Linked DNA regions of Mus musculus: region 1 is linked to region 2. Evidence: chromatin loops called from intact Hi-C (ENCODE). Cell type or tissue: heart. All regions are shown on one strand. Links, peaks and the distances in the headings refer to the core of each region. The heading gives the core; the rest is flanking DNA.

Evidence for each region. Hi-C counts contacts between places; a loop is a spot of excess contacts. Peaks named below come from ENCODE experiments on the same cell type or tissue, not always from the same donor. Only the 100,000 strongest peaks of a DNase experiment are listed, where the experiment ranks them.
Region 1: it touches region 2 in a loop (2.1-fold over the local background); 1 of 42 quality-filtered maps calls a loop at or near these places.

Annotation. Positions count from the first base shown.
Region 1 is chr10:76,339,010-76,349,323 of GRCm38, forward strand. Dip2a (disco interacting protein 2 homolog A) reads right to left here and starts at 6,282. Exons shown (of 38, transcript NM_001081419.2): 1 at 6,098-6,282. The coding sequence starts at 6,188. Gm40699 (a long non-coding RNA gene) reads left to right here and starts at 6,286. Exons shown (of 2, transcript XR_871838.2): 1 at 6,286-6,565; 2 at 7,759-8,248. In heart, for the core only: a CTCF peak has its summit at 7,795; a DNase peak (open chromatin) is centred at 6,372; H3K4me3 peaks cover 3,139 bases; H3K27ac peaks cover 2,061 bases.
Region 2 is chr10:76,431,922-76,442,235 of GRCm38, forward strand. It overlaps Pcnt (pericentrin (kendrin)), which reads right to left. Exons shown (of 42, transcript NM_008787.3): 2 at 8,222-8,434; 3 at 5,224-5,295; 4 at 4,505-4,760; 5 at 2,064-2,119; 6 at 1,686-1,860; 7 at 1,083-1,219. Among named protein-coding and RNA genes, the nearest start is that of Pcnt, 5.8 kb to the right of the region's middle. In heart, for the core only: no CTCF peak of the experiment used is centred there; no DNase peak of the experiment used is centred there; H3K4me3 peaks cover 38 bases.

The DNA of each region.
Region 1 (10,314 bases), core at 1,625-9,624, 93 kb before region 2:
TCGTCTTTCTGGGCCTCAGCTCACTCTGTATAACCTTTCCCCCACGCTTCATCCACTTACCTGCAAGTTGGGTTATTTTACTTTTCCTTACAGCTGAGTAATAGTCCACTGTGCATATTACCACATTTGTGCCTATCCATTTATCTGGATACAGACATTTAAGTCAGTTCCCTTTCCTAACTGCTGTGAATACAGCAACAGTGAGCAGATATCTCTGTAGAAGGCATAAAACCTACTGGGTGCGTGCCCAGGAGTGGTATAGCTAGGTTATATATGTTCTCTCTCCTCTCCCTCTCCCTCTCCCTCTCCCTCCCCCTCCCCCTCCCCTCCGCTCCCCTCCCCCCTCCCCCCTCTCCTCTCCTCTCCTCTCCTCTCCTCTCCTCTCCTCTCCTCTCCTCTCCTCTCCTCTCCTCTCCTCTCCATACACACTGCTTTTGCTGTCATTTGTGTTCTTGATGATGACCATCTGACTGGGGCAACAGAATTTAAGTAGGGGTTTTTATATTCAAATAATTTGATGATGATCACTGCCCCCCTCCAGTCATCCCCTCCCACAAATCTCCCCCCCATCCTCCCCTTCTCCTCTTAGTGAGTGGGTGCCCCCCCCAATACATCAAGTCTCTGTGGGGCTCTGCACACCCTCTCGCACCGAGGCCACGCAATTTTCATTTCTCTCATGGCTAAGAATACAAACGCTTAAAAGTGCTACCTAGCTGTTTGTACCTCTTCTTTCTGAGAATTTCTGTTCAGTTCCTTGGCCCGTCTTTTTAAACCAGGTTGCTTATATTCATGATGTTTAGCTTTTTAGTTCTTCGTACATTCTAGACATGAGCTCTGTGTTGAGTGACCGGCTAGCTGGCAAAGGTCCCCCCCACCCCCACCCCATTCTGTGGCTGCCTTTGCTGTGTTTTGTGAAGTCCCATTTGTTAACTGTTGGTCTTTTTCTGGGCTACATCACCCGTGCTTAGAAGTGGCTTATTTATTAGGGTTGCACTGCGGTTGTAGAGTGCTTTTGGTAGGACAGTCATCTTCACTATATTCATGCTTCCAATCCATAACCGTGGGCTGCCTCCTTCCCATCTCCGGGTATGTTCTCACCTTTCTTTATCAACTCCAGTTTTTCATTGTAGACTCTTCTTTTAAGCTGGCCATTTTTCCCCTAGGTCCTCATCTGTGGTGTGGCTACTGCGGAGGGGACTGTCTCAGTGATCTGGGTCAGTCATTGGTAATCAAGAAGGCTACTGATTTTTGTATGTTGACTTTGTGCCCCGCCACTTTGATGAGTGTCCTTGTAAGCTCTTAAGGGTTTCTTGGTGGAGTGTCTTTGGGGCTCTTCTCTATAGAGTCATAGCATCTTCTTTTCCTACTTGTATCCCTGTTATTTGCCTCCCTTCCTATATTGTCCTAACTAGACATCAAGCACTACATTGAGCAGTAAGTGGTGAGAGCAGCCTCCCTTACCTGCCCCTTACCTTGTTACAGGAACACTTTGAGTATGATGTTTGCTATAGGTTTGTCATAAACAAACTTCATTATACTGAGGTATGGACCCTCCATCCCTAGTCTCTCTGTGACTTTTATCAAGAAGTATTGATGGATTTTTACAGGTTTTTCTCTATAAATAGAGTGGGTCATGTGATATCTGTCTCTTAGTCCATTAAGGTATCGAATTACATTTATTGATTAATGTACACTGAGCTATCCCTACAGTGCTAGGATAAAGCCAATTTAGACGTGATAAATGGTCTTTTCCCATGTGATGCTGAATTTCATTTGGGAGAACTTTATTGAGGATTCTGTGTCTTTCTTCATCGGGGAGGTAGGTCCCTGATTTCCCTGTTCATGCGACGGCTCTGTGTGGTTTTCGGTGTCAAGGTCATACTGATTTGGTCAGAGTTTGGAAGCTGCCCCTCCTCTTCTACTTCATGGAACACCTTGTGTAGCACTGAGATTGGCTATTTACTGTTCTGGTAGAGTTCTGCAGTCAATCCCCCTGGCCTTGGGCTTTTTCAGTTGGGAGACTGCTTCAAGCTCCTTGCTTGTTATACAGCTGCTCATTATAAGGTTCATTTACCCCATTTCTCTCATGACCATGACCCATAACCAGCCCACCTACTTAGGATGCCCTTCTTGTCACCCAAGCTGTCCACTGCCAATTTATGGCAACCTCCCCAAAGTCCCTCCCTCTCTACCAAGGCAAAGGGGTGGACGGAACACGCCTCTCTTTAGGACAATGGCTCAGGTGTATATAATTGGGTGCCAGTGGGGGATTCTATTGCTTTTGTTCCACTCTGTTCCTTGGTTTTCCTGTATTAAATTTATGTGTGTGAGTGTCTGGCCTGCATGTATGTTTGTGCACCACATGTGTGTCTGGTGCCCACGGAGGTCAGAAGAAGAGTGTGAGATCCTCTGAAACTGGAGGTACCATGTGAACGCTGGAAACTGGACCAGGGTCCTCTGCAGAGAAACCAGTGCTTCTAACTGCAGATGACATGTCTTTTCTAACTGCAGCTGACATGTCGTCTTTGCTGCTATTGCTGCTGCTTTTGGTTCATTTCAACATGTTCAAGTTTCAGGGCTATTAAGATGGCTCACCAAGGGAAAGCGCTGATCAACCAAACTTGATGATCTGAATTCAACCCCCGAAACCCACGGTGGAATGAGAGAACGGTTCCCAAACATCGTCCTCTGACCTCTAAACACAGACTGTGGTACGTGTACATTCATACCCCGCCCCCAACACACACATACAATATTCACAAACATACATATACACACACACACCTACTCTGAGAACCTACTCTGAGAGTCAGCCCTTATCAACATGGTAGATGATAAATACCATGATAATGTTGGGGAATGAGACCATGTTTTATGAACAAAACCAGAAAGGTGCTTCTTCTGTCTAGTCACTGATGACGGACAGCTGAGGGGAGAGCCACAGGATTTTCCAGATTGTCCAGGTAACACCAACTCTCCCCTGCTTGTGTGCAGCTGAGGGAGGAACACTACTTTCTAGACTGCCCAGGTACTATCTCCTTCAGCACTGTTTCCCACGAAGGCAGCCGCTTACCTGTATTGAGTTCTTCCCGTACCTTCCAATGACAAACCCAGGTTGTAAGGAATTCTTCACTTAGAAAAATGTGTGTATTATTAAACTGACATTATTCTAAACCAGCAGTTTTTCTCTCTGCCTTGAATAAGGGGGGGGGGGGGTGGTGGTGGAGAAAGTCCCAGGAAAGAGAGAATCCCATAGTGGCCCATGCCTACAAGCCCAGCATTTGAGAGGCAGAGGCAGCCAGATCTCTGTCTGGTCTACAGAGTGAGTTCCAGAACACCCGGAGCTACCCAGAGAAACCCTGTCATCTCAAAAGAAAAGAAAGAAAAGAAAGAGGGCTGGAGAGACTGTTCAGTGGATAAGAGCACCGACTGCTCTTCCGAAGGTCCTGAGTTCAAATCCCAGCAACCACATGGTGGCTCACAACCACCCGTAATGAGATCTGATGCCCTCTTCTGGTGTGTCTGAAGACAGCTACAGTGTACTTATGAATAATAGTAAATAAATCTTTGGGCCGGAGCAAGCAGGGACTGAGGGAGCAGGGTTGACCGGAGTGAGCAGAGGTCCTAAATACAATTCCACACAATCACACGAAGGCTCACAACCATCTGTACAGCTACAGTGTACTCATACACATAAAAATAAATAAATCTTTAAAAAGAAAGAAAGAAAAGGTCATGATCAAGCTATTCTGTACGCCAAAAAAAAAAAATTAAAGTTAAAAGATACTGAAAGGGCTGGAGAGATGGCTTAGTGGTTAAGAGCACTGACTGCTCTTCCAAAGGTCCTGAGTTCAAATCCCAGCAACCACATGATGGCTCACAACCATCCATAACGAGATCTGACTCTTCTCGAGTGTCTGAAGACAGCTACAGTGTACTTACATATAATGAATAAAAAAAAGATACTGAAATACTCGTTTTAGGACTATGACACAACATATATATATAACACATTCCTTTCGTTCATAAATAAAACACCTTGACTGTTTCAAACCACTTACACACACTGAGCAAACCTTTACAAAGACCTTGAAATGTCAGTAAAACGTTCACCTCCTTTTATGGCTGGCCAAGCCCAAGTTCAGACATGTTATAAATCAGTGGCTTGCCAGGTGACACTTACGAGATGCCAGCCTCTATGTGAGTTCTCCAAAGGTCTGCCTGAAACACAGTCTGTATCACTAGGCATCTCCGAGCCCAACAGGGACAGCTACACATCACAATAATCCCAAGCTCTAGGGTCCAGTGTTAAGGTGTGAAAGTTCTCTGAGAGCAGGGCCAAGGGCAACTCTGCCAATGTAATCATTTAACCTATGTGGCAAAATGAAATGTGCCAGTCTAGCAGAGGGCAAGAAACTATGGTTACTGACTCTGACTCTGGGGTTGCCAGCGCACTCTGCAGTCTCCTGCTATTAACTCTGAACTGTCTGCCCCCTTCCTCCACGTAAGCTGTTTTTTCAGATCCTCACCATGGCACACACCTTATACCCTTTCCTTACATAAACCCCATGTATGTCTAAAACAGTATCAGTATAAGTAGATTTGATTAACTTAAGAGCTACTTCTATCGCTGACATACTTCAGTCCTGCCACAAGTTATGAAGTTTTTGCTTTGAGGAAATAATTTAATTAACTGTAAACTCGTAGCGAGCATTAAAAGCTATATAACCCTACGGAACTGAAATAACCGATATTCTGGAGCCGTAATGAGGAGCAATCTGCAACAACATATTTGATATGCAAAAGCCAAACTACAACTATGCGATTTCCCCTGGGGAGTCATATCAAATCCAGTACAATAGACCTTTTTTCTCAGAATCATTCCCAACCACGCCTCCAAAGAGAATCAAGGATTTTCAAAACGGAGCTGGAGAGATGGCTCAGTGGTTAAGCGCACTGGCCGTTCTTCCAGAAGACCTGGGTTCAAGTCACAGCACCAACATGAATCTAGGACCCAATTCTGGCCTCCAGGGAACACCAGGCACGCATAAGATATACAGACAAACATGCAGGGGAAATGCATATATTTAAAAAGAAAAAGAGAATTCTCAAAAACTCACTAAACCTACCACAGCAAAGCTTAACAATCTAAATGGGGTGGGGTGGGGGGGTGATGGATTCTAACAAGTTCTAATTGCATTTAAGTCTCAAAAGCAGAGTTAACAAGCACAGATGCTTTTCCACCAGGGTTGGAGGTCAGTTTATGGAGAACAGAACTCTTTTCCCAGGCGTCCAAATTGAGGGCGCCACTCCCATCTCTGGAGTTCTATTATTTCCCTAGTCTGTTTCTAACAACCACTTATTTGACTTTTTAACTTTTTAAAAATCCTCACCTAGAGAGGGCTGTCGGGTTGGCCCGGCGAGCACTTGCCCTCTAATCTGACAACCTGAGTTCATTCCCAGAACTCACAAGGTGGAAGGAGAGCACCAGCTCCCAGCTCCGTGCAAGCTGACCTCTGACCTCCCCACGCAGGCACCGTGACCCTTGCCTGTCCCCCACCTCCTCCCCCAGTGTAATTGTATCAAAATTCCGTAAAGGAATAAACCTTTTAAGTGTTAAACACGTTTTACATGTTTATAGGTTAATGCACTTCAGCCTCATAATCCACAAGGCGCAAGTGTACTTTTGCTTCGTTTTCTAGATGAGGAAACTGAGGCTCACGAGGCAGTCTGAGGTTCCAGGGGTGGGGCTCGGCTTCTGCATCCCGGGCTTCCTGCTGGCCGACAGGCTGCAGGGCACACGCTGGAAGCCCGGACCTGGACCGTGGCCTTGACGGTCGGGCAGCAAGAGTGCGCCTAGGCCCACCTCCCAAGCCAGTCCCTCCCGGTGTCCTTCGGAGGCCGGGCACCCGCCAGTCTGCAGAAGCTGGCGGGCTCTCCGGCGAGCGGCCCAGACAGGGATGCCGAGGAGAGGCCGGCGGGGATCCCGTATGAGGGTACCCGCAGGTTCCGGGGGTGACGCTCCCGGAGGTCCCTGGGCGGGGTCTCGGGCGAGGGTCCCTGGCGGGGTGGGGGGTGGGGGGAACCCGCGGCTCACCTTCGGACAGCTCCAGCTCCAGCTCCGCCAGGCTCTCGAGCACCTCGGCGGGCAGCGGCGCCGCCTCCAGAGGGCATCCGCGGTCGGCCATGGCCGGTGGCTCAGGCGTTCCCCCAACCGGGGCCTGCAGACCCGCAGCGGCCGCCCGCAGCCGGCAGCGGGCGGGGCGCGGCCGGGGCTGCTTCGCAGGGGCGCGGGCACGGGCGCGAGCGCGGCTGGCTCCGGCTCCGGGAGCGCGCTGGGGACGCGCGTGCGCGGCTGAGGGGCGGGGCAACGCTTGCGCGGGTACGCCGGGCCGGCCCCGCCCAGCAACTTTAAAGGCTCGGTTCCATTGGCCAATAAGACACGCCGGAGCAGCCCGGAGCTTTACTCCGCTTCGGGGTGCGAGAGGAGCGGCGGGCGGGAGAGCTGGACAGAGGCGCCTCGGGAGACGTGCGACCCCACCGAACGGACTTCAATGTCGCCCAGGTGACCCTCCTCCGGGATCCCCACCTTCTTCTTCCTCAGGAGCCCTGCTGGCACGCTTAATTCTGTCCGCGTTCCTGCTATGGTATCAGCTAACTCTGGCGGGTTTTCTGCCGCCCTTAAAGTGTGTTTGCTTATTCCCTTTCACAATAACCCTGGAAGCACTCTGACATTGACCAAGAAGGAGCTCTGGCAGTGTCTCAGTCCTTGAGATGTCCTTGGGGCATGGAAGCATAGATCTGACATGTTGGAAACCTTAGTGGGATTTTTGAAGGAGCTATTCTCAGAGTGGCGGTATATATACACATATACGTATAAACATGTATATACATACATACATACATACTTACATACATATATATACACACACACACACGCACACACACACAATTTTATTTCTACTACTCATTAGCCACCCTCTTGCCACTGTCTACATATATTAAAAATCCCAGGTAGGCAACAAAAAAGACCATTTTGGAGGCTTTCAGTGAGCCTAATATTACATCCACAAGGAACAGCATAGGAAGGTGTCCCCAACTGATTTTAAAACATCTGATTTGAGCTGACTAATCTGGTTATACAGGCAGGAGGTGTGGTATGCAAACGAGGGACTATTTATTTCCGCAGGTCACAGGTTTATATAGGAAGCAGTCACAAGCTTTGCATGAAAGCTGGTCAACACTTCTCACGTTTCTCTGATCAATGGTTTCTTCTAAGGAAGTGTTCCCTGTCCTCTTGAATGAATAATAGCTGCCGAAAGTTTACTGGTCGAGAAAAAAAAAAGCATCTGGGCTTCGCCTTTCGAGGCGGGTGCACTGTCTGGAGTGGGTGTGGCCAGAGCAAGGTTTCCTGGACCAGGTCTCCTGGATTCAATTGTAGTAGATTAGCTTGCTGCTGGAGTATTTTCACATTGACTGTAAAGTACGGAAAACAGCCAGACTTGAAGGCATTCCAGCAGGTTGCTGGGGAAGGAGCTGCTTAGCTGACAGTCCCTCACTCTAGGCTGCCAGGAATCAGGAAGGGAATGATGTCCTTGTCCTTCAAAGAGCTGAATTTTTATTTATTGACGTCGGAACAAAAAAGTGTTTACAATAAAGACTTAAAAATTCAACACAAAACGTTTTAAGCAGCATTTAACAACACTTTAGAGCATTTAACATTTGTTAAGGTTTATTTTATGTGTGGGTGTTTTGCAGGCAAGTGTGTACCTGTGCACCACATGCATGCAGTACCAAAGAATTCCAGAGAGGGCGCCAGATGTCCTTCAACTGTAAGACTGCCCTTAGCCACCATACTTCATACTACAAAAAAACCCAGAAGTTTCTTCAAAAGCAACAAGCACTCTTAACTGGTGAACTGTCTCTCCAGTCCCCCATTTATCTATTTTTTAAGCATTTAGCCACTGGCTCTAGGGAGCGTTGGATCCTTCTGTCTTTCTCCACAGCTCAACAAGCTGAACAGGGGTATAAACCCTGCATGTTGACCCAGTGAAACAAAATACCTAGCAGGTAAAATGGAACTTCTTAGTAAGAAACAGTGGTCAGCTAATGGCAAACTACAGTCGATCAAGAGCCAAACCCTATGAAATTGCATGAAAAAAAAAAAAAAAAAGTCACCTGCAGCGGTATAATTAGGCCAGGAAGGAAGATCCCAAGTAACTCCAAACAGTAAAATGTGTAAATGAAACAACTCTCTGTAACCATTGGGTCTTCTCTATGGTTGCCACAATTCCCTAATAATGACCTGGGGACTTATTATGAATTAATGCAAGTCCTTAAGCTAGGCTTGTTCCCCAACTGGCTCGTACTCAATTATCCTGTATAGACTATTCTTTATCTACACATGGCTAATTACCCTCCTCGGGTTTATACATCCTACTTCCTCCAAGTCTGCAGTGAATCTCCCGCCTCTCCCAGAGTTCTACTCTCTCTACCAGGAACTCCCACTTCCTGCCTTTTCCGAATAGGCCATCAGCTCTTTATTGACCGGTGATGCTTCCACACAGTGCACAAGAGATTACCCCTACAATTCTCTAAAACCAAATCTGGAGCCTTGTTTAAAAAGCTGGGCCTGTGACATCTGGCTTGGAGGTGCCCATGTATCTATTTTCAAAGATTTTGACCCCCTTAAACTGCCTGGAAAATTTTGCCTGTCCACAGACTAGGGTCCTAATTAAACCTAGCATGCCTCCTCTTCCACTTGGCAGAAGCTAGAACCAACCAAGAGACACACCCATGAATGAGTCTGTGAGGGCATTTTCAGGAGAGGAAACTTTCTCCAGAGTGGGCTCTGCCTTATAGTAGTATCTCTGGCAAAAAGAGATGAATAAGCAGGGCATGGTGGCACATGCCTTTAATCCCAGCACTCGGGAGGCAGAGGCAGGTGGATTTCTGAGTTCGAGGCCAGCCTGGTCCACAAAGTGAGTTCCAGGACAGCCAGAGCTATACAGAGAAACCCTGTCTTGAAAAACTGAAAAAAAAAAGAGAGAGAGAGAGAGAGAGATGAAAAAAAGAGATGAATAAAATCAGCTTTGCCTGCCGGCCGGCCTGCCTACCTACATTCTTGCTGGTGACTGCATGTAGCTGTTGCTGCTATAGGTCTTATCATTCGTTGACATCAGAACCTAGGTCCTTCTTCCAAAATGGACTAACGACCAGCGACTGGCCAGGAATCCTCTGAGCCTTTAGCACCAGATGAGGAATCACAGAGACATCCAGTTTCTCGGACTGAGCAGCCATTGGCTCTCGGTCTCCCTGCCGGATAGCCAGTTTGGCTGCCCAAGTAATTGTGTTGTATATTCAATGCTAGTAAATCCCTTTTCATTTACAGTCTATTAGGTCTGTACCTCTAGATGAACCTCACTAATACCCCACCTGCTGGATACTAGACACAGAATTATGGTTACTTCTGAGCATAATTCAGATAAACATGAGATTAAGAAGGGGTTAGGGCCCTGAATCCCCACCTCTCCCTCCAAAAGGCTGTGTATTCCTTTGCTAGCACAGTGGTAACTGGGAACCGAGCTGGCTCAACAGACAGTTTACCACACCAGAATTCTGGAGGCTCGAAGTCTAAGACAAGGTGTCAGACACGATCGGTTCCATATAGAACTATACAGGATAATCTGTTCTAGAGCTGTCTCCTGGCCTCTAGTGGCTGCTTCTAATCTTTGATGTTTCTCGCCTTATAGATGTCCCACCCCCATCCCTGCCCTCGTGTTCATATGAGGTTCTTATGTGCCAGTGTCTATCAGTGGACACCATTCAAACCTAATATGAGAACATTCTAATTAGCTCACGTTAACTTAATCATCTGTAAAGACCCAATTTCGACTAAGGTCATAGTCATCTGTACTTAAGATAAGGACATCCCTTTGGTGAGGGAACAGTTCAACCTATAAACATAATACACAGCCGACACGTAGACACTGGCAGGAACTGAGGGGGCGACCTGAGGCTGGATTACTCCAGTGCTTAATGAAGCAAGCTAGAATGTCTAACTGGGTAGCAGGGTTCGTGGTCATATGAGGAATCTTTCAAGAATGCCTTCACATCTGAAGAACTGTAGGATCAATCAATCAGTCAGGTGGGTCACATGGAGAAGGGGCTGGAGGCTGGTAATACACGCAGTTGCTTCAGCAAGAGAGAGAAACCCTGGCAAGAATCCAAGCGTTTGCTGTATCCTAGTCATTTTTAGGGTTTAGTGGTAAGGTGTTTTTCTATGGCATCCCAGAAGTAACAAACGTACCACAC
Region 2 (10,314 bases), core at 1,445-9,444:
GAGCCATCTCTCCAGCCCCTTTTTCCTAATTTCTTGACCTGACAGTTTGATTCTTACGTTGGGTAATAAAAACACTTGAAGCCTCTGAGCAGGACCTTCCCATATTCACATCTGACTTGTAGTATTTCACTAGGAAAACTGTCTAGAATACATAAGCACCAGACACAGCTTTGGTTACCCTGGTTTGGAACCTTCTTGCTTAACCATGTATGCTCAGAGGGTATGTGCTCATGTTCCTAGTGTCCAGAGTTTTTATGAATGTCTCAGGAACCTGTGTAGAGAGTAACGTATTTTCTGAATTCAAGATTAAATATTGAGGGGTTGGGAATTCAGCTCAGTGGTAGAGACAGCCTGGTCTACAGAGTTCTAGGACAGGCAGAGAAACCCTGCCTCAACAAAATAAAGCAAAAAGGGGGTAGGGGGCTGGAGAGATGGCTCAATGGTTAAGAGCACTGGCCGCTCTTCCAGAGGACCTGAGTTCAATTCCCGGCACCCATGTAGCAGCTCACAACCATCTGTAACTCCAGATCTAGGGGATCTGCACCCTCACACAGACATACATGCAGGCTAAACACGTATGTGCAGAAAAAAAAAAAATCTCTTTTAAAAACTGAACATTACTTTATGGGCCTGGCCTTGTTGCTCTAGGCCTTTGAACCAAGAACTAAGTCTCTTAGAACTCAGCACTTAAGTTTCAGCAGACATCAAAATATATAGTGTTCCAAGTTGTTCCAGAACTCCTCTAATAAAGCTAGTAATTAGGTGTAGATAAGGTTTGCTACTCAAGCATGAGAACCTGAGCTCAGATCGGCAGGGTGTAACGGGAGGTCTGTGACGGACACCAGCGCTGGAGTATCAGACTCCAAAGGTTTGCCAGCCAGCCAGTCTAGCCGACCTGTGAGCTCACAGGTCAGTACGAGATCCTGTCTCAAGAAATAAGATGGCTTGCAATAGAGGAAGACACTGACACCAACCACGGTGTGCCTGTGAATCCACAGGTACCCTGTCCACCCCAGAAATGCAGACACACATACCCCATCCTCACATACAATCAAATGACTCAACGTTATGTTTGGGCCTACCTCCAACTCTTTTGCTTTTTCCTTTTCTCGGAATTTCTGCTCTAGATCTTGTAAATACTGGCAGTGCTCTGACTGCAGGTCTTCTTGCAGCTTCTTGATGGCCGCCTGGTGTTGAGCCTCCAGGTTCTTCAGGGAAACTAGAAAGCAGCACAGGGGTTGCCTAGTTTATGAAAACTTCAGTAGTAGTTGCTAATCAGCATTTCACAACAAATGCACGATTTACACACAGAATCTTGTGCCCACCATGTTTCAATCCTGGACACCCAGGATTGCCTGACAGGGGGGTGTAACAATGGCCTCAGGAGCCAGCCTATTCCCACAGCGGGAAAGAAGAGGCACGCAGACATAGTCAACTCACAAGAATCACCACTATGTTACCTAACATCTGTGGTCCCAAAAGTGAGCAGCCTCCAAACTCCTTCTGCAGGAGGAATTTAGTAACCGACAGTGCAAGAAGGCTCTATGAACACCCATGCCCTTGTATGTCTGTCCTCAGCAGCTTGCGCTGGAAGCAAAGGCGGGAACAGGCAAGTCTGGTTGCAGACTCTAGCGGGCGCTCAGTGCCCCGTGCCCCAGATATGCTCGCTCTAGGCAAGGGCTCACCTTCAGCCTCATGTTTGGCCTGGAAAATCTTCTCCAATTCAACCTTCTGTTCTGACAATTCCTTCTGAAACTGGCTCTGCAAACCCTCCATCTCCGACTGATGCTTCAACGACAATTCCTGGCGGAGGTTTTCCAAACATAACTCTCTTTCGGATTCCCAATCTTGCTTCAGGGTCTAATTTCAAAGAAAAAGCAGATTGTGGTACAACCCAATCTCTGAAGGACACGGACCACCAAGAATTGACTTCCTCCCAGCACATTCCAGTTCCCTGGACTGACTTTATCTGCATCATGGTGGTGGTGGGGGTGGGGGATCTCCGTGGGATGTGAATGTAAAATGGAGTGAGTGCAGAACTATATTTCCAACCAACCACACACCTCGATCGTCTGGGCGTTTTTCTCCATTTCTGACCGTAACTTCTCCTTCAGCTCAGCTGCAAGACAAAATGTAAGTCGGTCAGATCACAGGATCTAAGCTTTCAACACAATCTCGTTACCCAGGAAACAATGGAGCTCAAGTACCCACTGTCCACTTGTGGGAAGTTGCCAATGCACACAGGACGACAAGACAGCCAAACGATGGCCAGTTTAAGTTAAGAAACGTACTCACATCAAAAGAAAGAATATTGAGATTTCCAGGCTCTCAGGTTCTCCTAAGAGCACAGCTCAAGATCAGCTGCTGGGGTCCCAACACCTCCAAACCTACGTGAACTTTCAGACAAGAGAACTGCAGTGCACTTTAGTTCATGTGCCCACTGGGCCAGGGCCAAGATAAGCTACTTAATATTAAGACACAAGAAACTGTCCTACGGTACAAGAGCTCCCAACTCAAGCAGGGAGAAGGGCAAGAAGATGGGTTCCAGCAGGACTTCCCAGGATGGAAAGGTCAACAGAGGGTAGGACTGAAGAAGCAAGCAATGGCAGGAGGCAGGAGGCAGGCAAGGCAGCAGCAGACAAGTCGAAAGGTAGCTGAAAGGCTGGGATCCATCATTAACGAGCCATGTACTACATCCCAGGGCACAAGAGAGCCCTTTGCTTTCTTTCCCTAGGGCTGCAGCCTAACCAGGGGCCCCAGGGAAGGGGGCCTCTGCAAGTGGAATGGGAAGCATAGAAGACTAAAGAGAGAGAGAGCTTATATTGGACAAGAAAAGAAAACAAAAACATGTATTTATTTGATTTCAAAGTACCAAAAGACACATAGAAAGCACTGGGAAAAGAAACCTGGTCTTTCTCACTGAGGGGAGAGCCAGGCAAGGGAGAAGGCTTTCTCCAGCAGAGAAAGATGCATCTGGGGCCTGCCGGTGGACTCTTTAACCCCAGCACTTATAGGAGGTAGAGGCAGATGGATCTCTATGAGTTCGAGGCCAGCCTAGTCAATATAGAGAGTTCCAGAACAGCCAGTGCTGTTACACAGAGGAACCCTGGGGTGTGATGGGGGGAGAGCAGTGGTGACACCCACCTTTAATCCCAGCACCCACTGGGAGGCAGAGTCAGGTGGATCTCTGTGAATTGGAGGCCAGCCTACAACCAGGGCTATACAAACAAACCCTGTCTCAAAAAGCCAAAAGGAAAAGAGAGAGAGAGACAGACAGACAGACAGACAGACAGACTTGTCACAGGGATGTTGGTTGGGAAGACAAGTAGAAAAGCAAGCCCTTTGGGGCTGACGAGATGGCTCAGCTGGTAAGAGCACTGACTGCTCTTCCAAAGGTCAAGTTCAAATCCCAGCAACCACATGGTGGCTCACAACCACCCATAATGAGGTTGACACCCTCTTCTGGTGTGTCTGAAGACAGCTACAGTGAATTTACATATAACAATAAATAAATCTTTTAAAAAAAAAGAAAAAGAAAAAGAAAAGCAAGGCCTCTTCCCAAGTAATGAATGTCCTCAGTGTCCGCTATGGAGCTACCTAGAGAACTTAAGTCTACCAAACTATGCTGCTTATACACAGAGACTATGTGACAGGGGAATTGCTTCTCAATAAAGCTGATACTTATATAACAGAAAATGCTGGGCTAAGGAGATGGCTCTCAACAGTTCGATGGCTCCAGAACTTCTAGACAACCTGGGTACAACCCCAGGACCCACATGGTAGCAGAACCATCTGTAACTGCAGCTCTGGAGGGACAATGCCATCTTCTGACCACCACAGGCACTAGACATAGATACAGACAAAACACCAATACTTAGAAAATACTAACTACCTAAGTAAAAGCAGACGGTCCACCAAGGCTGCTCTATGGACAGCTGGCAGAAGTCTAAGAAGGTATTGGATCTAGCACGCAGACCTGCAATATGACCATATCTAAGATGAATAAATAGCCAGGCCAACTCAAGAACTGTCCAGCCAGCAACATAGGCCCAGTCAAGTTTGCTTGTACTTGCAGAGGGGGCAAAGCTGGAACACTAGTAAGGACTTGCCAACAGAGAGAACCCAGTGGATGGCTTCCTTCCCTCGCAGAAGGCCCACTGGATGGCTCACCTCCCTCTGAGGAACAGAAGAACAAAAAAGCAAAACATGTACTTAAGTAAAAGTGATTTGGAAAATCAGCAGGCTGCTTCAAGTTGTGCGTGTGTGTGTGTGTGTGTGTGTGTGTGTGTATGTGTGTGTGTGCTAATGTGTGTGTATGTGTGTGTGTGCTAATGTGTGTGTGTGTGTGTGTGTGTATGTGTGCGTGCGTGCATGCGCATGGTGTGATTGGGAGTAGGGGGAAGAGGTCTGGAAAGATGACTCAGCTGTTAAAGGCTAAGCAACAACCAGAAAAGAACAGGTGGGAACACAAGCACACGGTCCGCGGCCTGTCTTTGCTTGGTACCTGCTTCTTGCCCGCTGCGGAGCGCCATCTCTTCCTTCTCGCGGGCGTGCTGCTCTCGCAGCAGCTCCAGTTCGCACTGCTGCCGACTTTGCAGCAGGGCCAGCTCCTGTGCCCGCCGGCCATTGAGCATTTCCCGAAGCTCCGTCAACGCTGTCTCCTTTTCCTTCTGCAGGTTGGCCTGCGTCAGCTCCAGCTGCGCTGTGTGCATGTTGTTCAGGCTCAAGCGCAGCGCTTCTAGCTCCAGGCTGTGGGCTGTCTGCAGGCAGAGAGGAGCCAGGCCTGATGAGACCCAGGTCAGAAACCAGGATGGCAAGGGCAACGCCAAGCAGAAATTGCAAAAGAATGAGGGAGAGAAAGGTGCTTGTAACTTAAGAGGGTGCCACCCCGTCTCTATGCTGGCATGTAATTGACAGCAAGGGGGTAGGTACAACCCCAGCTCTATGCTGCCGCATGACTGACAGCACACACACGATAGCCATGGCAGACTCCCAGCCCCACATGTCCACATGTGACCCTCCATTTGCTTGGGGAATGGACTCACAGAGAGAAGGCGGAAGTATCAAGGCAAAGGAGGAGATGGCAAGCCACCGCCCCGACCTGTCTACTTTGGAATGAGTCTCTCTCACCTGCCCCCCAGCAACTTAGGACCCACTGTGCCCTGGTAAAATTGGTAGAGCACTGGTTAAGACCCTGTGAAGGCTGAGAGCCCTGCCAATCACCTGGGGTGGCGGTGGCTGTGTCTGCTGCTGTCCCTGCAGGTCAGTCACATCCAGTTCACAGTCTTCTTGTTCCTAGAAGGAAAGCAAAGGATGTAGCCTAGAGAATTCCCAAATACTTCAGTCGACATTTGCTCGAATCTGTTGACGTGGAAAGCGGACTTCATTACAATGAAATGTAACAGAGGGAAATACTAATACACACTACAATACAGGCAAACTGTGAGAACATGGTACGTGAAAGACAGAAATCTAGGGAAAGACAGGAGGATCCTGAGTTCAAGGCCACCCTGAGCTGCATAGTTTGGACCAGGAGAGGGTAGAAAGCTAGACTCAATCTTTAAATTAAAAAGAAAGTGGAGCACAGGGCCACACTTGTAATCCTAGCACCCTAGCTGAGGCAGGAGAGTTGTAACCTCAAGGCCTACCTGGTCTATCACAAGTTCAAAGCCGGCCTGGGTAACAGCAAAGTCCTGACTCAGTATTAAAGTAAAAAGAGGAGCCAGGAGGGCCAGCACCACTGACAGCTTGGTGGGGAAGAGTGCCTATCCCAGGAACCTATGGGAAAAGCTAAAGGTAGCAGCTCATGTCTGGGATCCCAACAACTCCCCAGGCAAGGCGGGAGGCAGTGACTGGAGAGTCTGCTGTAAACTCACATCTATAGCACTGCAGCAGAAATAAGAGACTATCTCACAAAGAGGGTGAGAGGAAAGAAGTGACCCCTGAAAAGTTGTCCTCTGACCTTCACACTCTGAGTCATGACACACATGTGCCCCCCCACCCCCCGCCCCGTGCCACTCCCTTTCTTGCTGTGTGTGTGTGTGTATGTGTGTGTGTTTGCTGTGAAGCCAAGGCTGGCTGTCCTTGGAACTCATTCTGTAGATAACCAGTTCTCAACATGTGGGTTGTGCTCCCTTTGGGGGTCAAATGACCCTTTCACAGGAGTCCCATAGCAGATATCCTGCATATCAGATATTTACATTACAACTCATAACAGTAGCAAAATTATAGCTATGAAGCAGCAATGAAATAACTGCATGGTTGGGATCGGCACAGCACGAGAAACTGTATTCAAGGATCCCAGCATTCGGAAGGCAGAGAACCACGGCTGTTTACCAAGCTGACCTTGAATTTAAAAAGATCCACCTTCCTATGCCTTAGAAATACAAGGATTAAAGGTGTGTGCTGCCGCCTGGCAAAGAAAAAGATTTTAGATATTCCCAAGGAAAAAGAATAACCACAAAGAGGTTTTTATTAAAGAAAGCCAACTAGAAAGGAACCAGATGGGATGGGGATGGGGCCCGAGATCCTAAAATGAAAAGCATAATAAATCAAGTTACAAAATGGTGACTAGAAGCCCGGCGTGGTGGCACATGCCTTTAATCCCAGCACTCGGGAGGCAGAGGCAGGCGAATTTCTGAGTTCGAGGCCAGCCTGGTCTTCCAGGACAGCCAGGGCTATAGAGAAACCCTGTCTCAAAAAACCAGAAAAAAAAAAAAAAAAAAAAAAACTATCTGCAGTTGGCCAAGTCACAGCCCTGCCAGAGCACGAGGCAAATCACAGTCAGCTACTGCAGACAATCTGAAGCAGCCCCGTATCCCACACTTGGGATTAAAATCAAAACATTCTTACAACATTTCTGTGTTTATAATGAAACCAAAATTCTCACTACAACTATACATTATGAGCTTCTCCTCAGAGAGCCTGAGGAGACACACAAAACAGCAGCACAGCCAGCCAGCTAAGCAGGGGCCGGTTGGCATGGCCTCTCGTTTCTCGACCACTGAGAGATGCTAAGGGGAAATTACAGTGAATGGCAGCTAACAGCCAAGCCAGGCCCACAGAACACAGAGCAGAGAAGGTAAGCCGGGCACAAGCATGCACCCCTAGAGAGCTCCAGCTTGCCAGAACACAAGGAGGCAGGCACCAAAGTAACGTCCGGCATCTTTCAAGAGAAACAAAATCCCGAATTTGCAGGTAGATCTCCCATCTGGTACACTGACAACGATCATATTTTCTTCTCAGATAGGGTAGTCAAGACATACCATTACTTTCAGTGAAATTTTGCCCTTGAAATTCTTTTCTGGTTAAGATAAATTTCAGTTTCCTGACCACAGCTGCACATATCAAGGGCCCTCAAGATTTCAAGGCCTTATTTACAATCCGCACAAGAGTTCCGGGAAAGTCCAATTAGGAGTAGTCTACAGGGCTGGAGAAATGGCTCAGTGGTTAAGAGCACTGACTGCTCTTCTAGAGGTCCCGAGTTCAATTCCCAGCAACCCAGGCTCACAGGGATCCGATGCTCTTTTCTACTGTGTCTGAAGAGAGTGACAGTGTACTCATATATAAGATAAGCAAGAAAGTCATTTAAAAAAAAAAGAGTAGTCTGCAGGGTCAGGAAGGTGAGGGAGTCACTGGTGGGGCACAGGGGGTGGGGTGCTCCCACTATTCATAGAACTAAGCAGCCAGAGACCAGCTCTTTCCAACACACACAGTTTTTGCCACACCTTCTCCCTTCCCCAATCACACCGGTGCATTCAAAAGCAGACGAAGGAATGTCAAACAGAATGCACCACACCCACAGCACTCTCAGTCCCCTTACCAAAGCACCAAACTGACATTCCTCTTTTACACAACTGCCCGGAAACTCTTCAAACATCATATTAAAGAAAAAACCCCAGGCTTGTGGATAAAGCAGCTGCCACACAAACCAAGCAAGCATCTTAGGTTCAATTCCCAGAAGTTACACAATGGTGGAAGGAGAGGACTTTCTCCACAAAGTCATCAAAGTCCACAGGAGCGCCAGGACACACACAGTAAGAAACAAAGTCAGCTGTAAGGAGGAGCCATCTATTCACGGGAAACCCATCTACTCACCTTTTAAAACGAAAATCCCTCTCTCCCCGTTTTTTGAAAGGCGAAATCAGAAGGTCCCTTTTAGTACATTACTACGGCAACAAAAAGCTAGACAACACGTTAATGTAATGATACGGAAGTCTACCTGAGCTGCAGATGCCCCTCTGGTCCCCTCCAGGGTGTTGCTGCATGATGGGCTTTCAAAGACCGCCCCTCCTTGGGGGAGCTCGCTGTTGGGAGTGGCTACCGAACCCTCCTCCTGGACAGACGCATGGACAGCCGAACCCTTCCTCTTCGCCGTCTTTTTCTTCGAATTCGGACAGTCACCTTTTGTTTTTCTCTGTCGGAAGTTAGCAAGCTGCGGAAAAATTGAGAGCAGTAGTAGAAGCAGAGGTAAACCAGGAAGAAGTAACAAAACCACAAGGTCACCACACTTGTGGGGAGCATGAGGTCCGCGCTAGCGCCAACCACTCAGCCGCACGGGGGCGAGCGACCGCTTTCCCAGAAAACACTGCCTTCACTGACATCGATGCCCTTGGCATGAAGCTCAAAAATGACACGGAGTCTACAAATGGCTATTAATGATGCCTACAAGCAGGCAAAAAGAAAGCAATATGGCTGGGTGAAAGATTGGCTGTTCTAAGCCTTGGATAGTTTACAACAGATTTAAAATGCATCGATTTAACACACTGAGAGCTTAATTAAGTCTATATTCAAGTCTTAAAACTATGACATGAAGCTAGATCATCCCCTTCTTGCCCCCATTCGTCCCTAATGGAAGCAATCCATCGCCCAGCCAAAACTTCTTAGCCATAGACTCTGAGACGAGGTACAGAAATAGCAAAAACTTAATTAAGCCAGGTCAATCTAGCATCTTCCTTTGCAGAATCTTGATGCTCTACTTCTGACACAGCGCAGCAAAGCACTAGGGAGCATCCCAGAATGTTGCCTGCCAGTCAGAGGCACAGCGTAGCTCCTTTCTGTCCCTCAGATACAAGGCTTTTTGACTGTATTCACACACAATCTCCTCCTCGTACCCTATTCAAAAAGGCAAGCGCTGGTGTGCCAACGTCTCACTGGGGTGGGGTGGGGGGACATCTATTCCCTCAAATCACAACCAAGGCCACCCAAGCAGATGTGCCCCTGTTGATGAAAAGAGAAACGCACAGTTTCGTTGGCGGAGGAAATTAACAAGGCCACTTATCTGTGGGAAGAGAAATTTGAAGGGCACTGCCTACAGTACCAACTCTGTTCTAATCTCTTGCCTTCTCCACTGAATGCAACTGTCTGCCTCAGAGCTCGCCCTCTGCAGCATGTACTTGGTCTCTGGCCATGAACCTTCAATGAGTGGCCTTCTGGTTCGTCTCATTAGCCTCCATCTCCCTAAGGATATCTAATTGGGTTCACAAACCCACCCAAGTACAGACACCAGTTCCCCTGGTGAAGTACTAAACTTCACATGCCCTCATTTCTCAAAGTGTCTATCTACATGTGCCCAGCTTATACCCCATAAGGGCCACAATGGCTTCTGGCCGGCACCTGTAATCTGACATTGCTGTGCTCTCATTTCCTCTGTGTATTTTGCATGTTTTTTCGAAGTGGGTGCAGGGTGATAGTGGTGGTGGGGTTGTTGACACAAATGAAGAATTGCTGTTACTAGGCGAACCACAAAATCAACACAGCCCTTTCATGAAGGCTATAGCTATACTGTCCTGACAGTACAGGGTAGGGACACAGCCTCTGGTTCCACAGCCATGATAGCTGGCCAGAGATCCACTTCCAAAATGTTCGCACCTTCTCTTCCTCTGAATCCCCATCACCTTTCAAATAACTATCTTGCCAGGCAGTGGTCGTGCATGCCTTTAATCCCAGCACTTGGGAGGCAGAGGCAGGAGGATTTCTGAGTTCGAGGCCTGCCTGGTCTACCAAGTGAGTTCCAGGACAGCCAGGACTATACAGAGAAACCCTGTCTCGAAAAAAACAAAACAAAACAAAACAAAAAAACAAAACAACTATCTTAACAGCCACAAGTGTTCCCAGGGTAGAGTCTCAAACAAATTCAAAATCTGAGGCAGAAGGAGGTGAGAAGAGGACCCTCGGTAGTATGGCAGTTGTGGGGCCCGGCCAGAGAGCGAACAACGAAATACAACAACAGGACACCACTAGGGAGCAAAGTTCTTGGTTCCCTGGGAAAATAAAGTCTGAAGACGGTCTTTAAAAAGCCTTGGACAGTTTAGT